Regions from separate parts of the Homo sapiens genome. Here region 2 is linked to region 1. Evidence: chromatin contacts called from ENCODE Hi-C or POLR2A ChIA-PET data. All regions are on one chromosome and are shown on one strand. The core of a region is the stretch at or near the end of the contact, and the rest is flanking DNA. Distances in the headings are between cores, read along the strand shown. Region 1 overlaps FOXF2-DT (FOXF2 divergent transcript). Region 2 overlaps FOXF2-DT (FOXF2 divergent transcript).

Region 1 (2,700 bases), core at 107-2,606:
TATTTTCGGATGTATTAGAACTGGATAGTCAGTGTCTGTGGTGTTTCCCTGATGTAGTCTAGTGAAACTCTCACACAGGGAAATGAGATTAATGTGAAAAGACTGTTTTTCTCTTGTCAACTTGGAGTCGCTGTTAGTGGTTACTGAGTGGCACAGCTGAGCAGGGCAGGCCGCTGTGGGCGAGTCAGTTTCCGTGGGCCATTTTCCATCTTTCTTGACCTCTTCTATAAAGTCCAGGCAAAAAGACCCAATCCTCTTACCAATGCTGTGGGAAATTAATTCTTTTCCCTAGTACACTTTGGCAAATGTAATTCTGAATAACAAACCACTCCTTTAGCTCACTCATTTCAGCCCAAACTGAAGGTGTGACCCTTCATTGACATCCCTCCTCTCTTGGGCGCAGCTGCCTCTTAGGGGTTGAGACTGTGTGCTGGCAGGTAGCACTCTCCAGCTGTCTTGCTGTTATCTTCACACTTACCTGCAGGCTGCAGTGTTGCCATGATTATCACCCAGCCCATGCACCAGGTTGGGTTTTCCAAGTGTACAAACAGGTTGGGTGGAGGTTTCAGGTAGACACTGAATTCATAGAGCAGACAAAGAAAGCATGGGAGGTTAGCTCTGAGTTCCAAGAATAAAGTAAAGCCAAGTGCCTTCATGAAGCCCCCATAATGTTTGTAATAAAGCTCACCACTGGGCTTTCTGGCCTCAGTTTCTTCATCTGCAGAATCCATGGGCTAGCCGTGATTATACTTAAGGCTAATACTTTACCCTGAATATTCAGGTTCTAGGTATATGCTTCATTAAAACTATCTAGGGCCTCAGAAGTTTAGAATTCTGATTTCGCAAAATTCTGATAAAAAATAAAATGTGTGAACATGAGGGCAGCAATCTTGGTAATAAGGAAAAGCCTGGGGTAGGGCTGGAAACCTCGTAGGCACAGAGGCCCTCCAAGAGGTCCCTTCCCATTGATCGGGCCGGGCTAGGGCAGTCACAGCGTGCTGGTCTGGTGGAGTTTATGCAGCAACACAAACAAGAAACGCAGCAGCAGGGACAGAAAATCCCCATGAAGTCTGCCTTCTGCAACTAACTCTCGGTCCACCCCTCTCCACATCTTGGTCTTCCCTTCCCAACCCCATTCACATCCTTCCAGGGGAGAACGTGCAAGAAATTTCTCCTTTCCTGCAAGCAAAGGAATCCAGTAGTGCCACCTTGGTCAGAATGGCCCTTTGTTCTGCTGTTTAATGACTAATTATGATGCTATGAGAGGCATACACAACTCTGGCAGAGCCAGGCCCTCCTGCTCCAGCAGGGCTGAGCGGCTGGAAGTGTGTAATCTTCGGAAAGCTGTGACTGCGACCTGGAGTTGCGTAAGAAATAATTACAGAATCCAGCCAGGGCTTGCTTCTTGCCACAGGCTCCAGGCTTTTACCCCCGGTAGCTTTACATGCTTGTTAATTTTTAAACTGTCGAGTAGTAGCAGAATATTTTGTAAGCTTCAGTAATGGTTGCAGAGTTCAGTTTGGGGCAAGGAGAGGAAAGGGAGGGCGGGGGAAGGAGGTGAAGGAGTGGGTCCCATTTGCTTCCAGAACAGTTTTGTCTTTCTGCAAGCCTTGGTCCTGTGGTAGGCCTAAACTTTCCTCCTTTACCATAGAAAAGGAGTTTAAAAACAAACATACAAGCCTTGTTAAAGTCTCTCAATTTTTAAAAACCAGTTCTTTAAAAAAAAAAATCCTTTGCAATACTCATTATCTTATAAAAGAGACCTCATGTATGATTTTAATCTTAAAAAGTAAGTAAAAAAAAATTCATGTAGCTTCTGGTTAGCTACCAGAATCTTAAGGAGAAGAAAGAAAGATTTTTATCTGTGAAAACTCCTGCATGCACTAGCGACAAAGCCTGATGCTCTAATCTGCTCAGACGGCCGAAGCTTCCAGTCTGAATCCGTGGCAGGCAGCCTCTTGACCTCCAAGCATCGGTCTCTTCTGCAAAATCAGGGCGCGTCCTCTGTTGGTCTGTGTACTTTTGTGGCGCCTATCACTGTGGGATCTGGGCTCAGAGACAAAAACATCAGGCAAAATACAAATTTGTGTATTATGGAAGGAAATGCCGTCTGGCTCCCTGGAGTCACCCTTGGCTTACGTGCAGTGAGGACTTTATCCCAGGGTGGTTTGCATATAGCCTAAGAAAAAGTGTGGACGAAACCAACCCTAGAGACTTCCTTGTTTTCATTTATAAAAGAAGCAACAAGTTAGTGTTTGTGAAGTTGGGTAAAATTACTTAAGTTTTAAAATGTGCTGCTAACTGTCTCCATTGAAACAGGTAACGGCCTTCTACTCAAAAGAATGAGGAGGTTTCTTCTCTCTTCCTTTCCTTTCCTTTCTCCTTCCCTCCTCCCTCCTTTAAACCTTTATGCTTTCCTTCCCTCCTTTGTTTTCTCCTCCTTTTTCTCTTTTGTATTCTTCCCCAAATAGTAAACTATGTTTGTCTTAATAGTAAAGTAATGCACATTAATGATAAAAATGACTTCTGCCAAGTAGAATACAAGAGTGTAAGGTAAAAGATAAAATGTTTTTCCAAAGATAAAAGACCTCTCCAGCTTTACCAGATACACAGAGGTAACTGCAATTTAAGTCTTTCTTAAAATCTTTCTGAAAATTTCCTCTGCACGTGCAAACTTTCACACAGACGGATATATATCTA
Region 2 (3,004 bases), core at 105-2,604, 47 kb before region 1:
ACTTCCTGGCGCATCAAAACTCCCCTCTCGTCCTCCCCGCCGAGCTCAGGATATGGGGCGCGCTCGCTTCTCTTCAGAAAAGGAAACGTAGCTCTTCCAAAAATATAAATCAGCTCTGACGTCCAAATATTTCTTTTGTCCTCCAGCATCCTCTGTGGGGATAAATAAAACGTGCTCGGCGCCCAGAGGCCGACTAGGGACCTCAGGGCGCCCCGACGCCGCCTCCGAGAAGCTGCTTTGGGGAGCCCCCCAACCCCACCCCTCCCCGCAGCCTGGCCAAAGGCCCCGGGCCCCGGATGCGGCCTGACCTTCGGGCGGGCTGCGGCGGCGGGAGGGAGGGACACAAGCCCTCCGCGGAACCCCGGCGGCCTGCGAAGGCGAAAGGCGCCCGAGGCCGACCCAGTCGGGGAGGGGAGCTCGTTCGCGATGGGCCAAGAGAGGCCGGGGAAGCTCCGGGCGCGCCCTAGATGAGTTTGGGCCCCCAGGCTGCCTCTCCAGGCCGAGCTGTGCCAGGGAACCTACGCCCCCTCCCCTTCATTTCCGTCGGAGTTTCTGACCCCAGGGCAGCCTCCTCCTCGTGGGGACCCAGAGTAGTTCAAGTTTGGAGCACGGAGGGCCCCGACTGCGTCTTTTCCCAGCCGAGGCTGAGGCCGAGGCTGCTGCTCCTCCAGAAGCCAGTCGGCTTTGCGGCCTCAGAGGACACCACTGGCCTGGGGCGTGGCCCTCGAGGCTCTCCGCCCGTCAGACCTGGGGTCGGCTTGAGCCAGGTGACCCTTTCCAGCACCCCTGCCTCCCAACTCCCGCCTCCACCTTGGGGGAGGTGGACAGGTTTTCTGTAGCGGCTTGGAAATCTATGCCAAGGTAAACCACATGCACGAGGGTGGTTGAGATGCAGGGTTCTACAGGGGCTGAAGGGAGATCCTCCTAGGGGAGCACGGTGGCTGGAGGCGTGTCCGCACCTCCACTCCCCTTCCTGCTCCCCTGACTCCAAGGCGCTGAGAGCCCACGGGCCTTTCTGCTGCCCTCCTTTCCCAAGAAATCGCCCCATGGCACCCACGCGGCCAGTCTGCAAGGCTTTGGGGGTCAAACGGCCCAGGCAAGGAGAAATCTCCATCTGCTCAGGGGGAGCTCATCCTCCCCTCACGCCCTGTGCCCCACACCGAGGACTGTGTTCCAGGCCTGGGGCCTCGGGGCTGCGCGGCGGGGGCTGGTCTCCAGCCGCCCCTTCTCTCCAGGGGGGTCTTTATTGATGAGCTGCCTCGAAAACCCCCACCCAGAACGTCCCAGAAGGGTTTAGACAATCCATCACCCACCACTTCAAGGATGCTTCCTCCCTTTCAAACACAATCCTCGCACACCAGACGGGCTGCGGTGGGGAGGGGCGCGCACTTGAAAAGAGAACAGCTACATAATCAACGTCAAAGCCGTCCCGCAACCTTTCGGAAACAGGGACTTGGGCCAAAAATCCCTCAGGATGATTTACGGGGGCCCCCTCGCCCTCTCCGCCTGCCTCCACGTGACTCTGGCCCGCGCCCGCACGGCAGCCGCACACCCTGCCCCGTGCCAGGCAGCCCCGGGCCCCTCCGCGGGGAGTTCGTGTTTTAGGAGAAAGTGCTTTTTTCTCTTGGGGCCCGGGGGAAAAGGGGTCTCGGCCTGGCCAGAGAGTGCTTTGGTGGCTTGGTCGCGGTATCCTCGTGGGTGAACTGCGAAGGCCGGGCCTGGCCTCTTGGAGTCGTCCCACGCAAGTCACCTTCCCTCCCGCCAGAGCCCCGGGATTGCGCGGTGCGGGCTGCGCCTCCCTCTCCCCTCCGCGCTGCGCCTCCCTCTCCCCTCCGCGCTGCGCCTCCCTCTCCCCTCCGCGCTGCGCCTCCCTCTCCCCTCCGCGCGGGAGCGGGAAGAAGCCGCAGTTCCTCCGGCTTCCGCGGGGTGGCGCCAGGCTCTCGGGAATCGCGGCCCGCGGGGCTGCCCGGCGCGGCCGTCACCTGCTCGCGGCTCCCGGCGCCCCGCGACCCGTGGCCCCGCAACCCCTGCAGCCGAGGCCGGCCGGTGTGTGACCCGCAGGCGGGCAGGCTTCTGCAGCATCGCCTGTCTCGCGCTCGGCTGGCCCGCTTAGGGCACGTCCCGCGTTCCCGCCCTACCCTACCCGGACCCGCAAGAAGAGGGGGCAGCCGAGTCGCGCGTGGGCACCTCTCCGCGGGACGCAAGCGTCTTTAGGCTTTGCTGAAGAAACGATCATTCAGTTCCGTTATTTGGTTCTCTGAAGCAAGGGACGGGGGCTCTGTGTCTTCATTTGTAAGTTGTCCCGGAGCTCCTGGAGGTGCCCTGCGGTTTGGTGGAAAACAAGCAAATCAACAAATCATCCCACCCGCCCGCCCTTGGAGAAGCTGGATTCGGCCGACTCTGCGCGGCGTCAGCATTCTGTCCCTGAGGAAGTACCTCGTCTTTCGGTGGCTACAGGGACAGAAAGACAGCGATTTTTAAAAATTGTGATTTTTCATTTCTTTTAGCTTCTTAAGAACACCCTTGCAGCTGTCTAAACTCGTCCTGGTAGAAGTCTGCAAGACAGGAAGGAGCTTGAGGGGTCGTTGTGGGGCCGGCTTGATACAAAGGGGAGGCACCAGGTGGATCGGGGCGTCTCAGCCGGGGCTGCAGGATCTTTTTATATTTGTTATTACGAAAAAAGTTTCATAGTATACCAACGTGGAGCGAGTATACGCTCTCATACGCCCATCACCTACATGTAACAGTTACCAAGGTTTTGCCACACTTGCTTCATTCATCTTTCTGTTTTCATTTCTTGCTGAAATATTTTAGAGGAAATCTAGACATCATGTTTTAAAAGCGCACTTTGTAACTCCTCTCCACATCTCCGGTTCTAGCTCTCATACCTAAGATTACATTTTGGCATATGCACGCACACCTTCCCATGAGGAATTTCAAAATAGGGCTGAGACATTGTTGTGGATGTGTATTTTACAAACAGAACTCTCCATTTCCCCAGGTG

What was found. A loop is a pair of places that touch in the nucleus more often than their neighbours do. ChIA-PET counts read pairs that join two places held with the same protein, here RNA polymerase II (POLR2A). Pooled maps may share reads with other maps.
Region 2: a loop to region 1 is called in a map of PC-9, with 6 times the contacts of the local background. The contact joins two enhancer-like sites. A Hi-C loop is called at or near these places in 5 of 168 maps with a recorded cell type or tissue (PC-3, PC-9, astrocyte of the cerebellum and 2 more) and 2 of 50 pooled maps. POLR2A ChIA-PET finds 5 or more read pairs at or near these places in 1 of 52 experiments (Caco-2).

Annotation. Positions count from the first base shown.
Region 1 is chr6:1,334,232-1,336,931 of GRCh38, reverse strand. All of the region lies in intron 1 of FOXF2-DT (FOXF2 divergent transcript), which reads left to right. Among named protein-coding and RNA genes, the nearest start is that of FOXQ1, 23 kb to the right of the region's middle. Within about 2 kb of position 1,356, at least 9 of the 41 ENCODE cell types and tissues checked have a DNase peak (open chromatin) inside an H3K27ac peak, as active enhancers do.
Region 2 is chr6:1,380,915-1,383,918 of GRCh38, reverse strand. All of the region lies in intron 1 of FOXF2-DT (FOXF2 divergent transcript), which reads left to right. Among named protein-coding and RNA genes, the nearest start is that of FOXF2-DT, 7.0 kb to the left of the region's middle. RefSeq lists an enhancer at 1-149 and silencers at 1,822-1,871, 1,982-2,081. Within about 2 kb of position 1,354, at least 5 of the 41 ENCODE cell types and tissues checked have a DNase peak (open chromatin) inside an H3K27ac peak, as active enhancers do.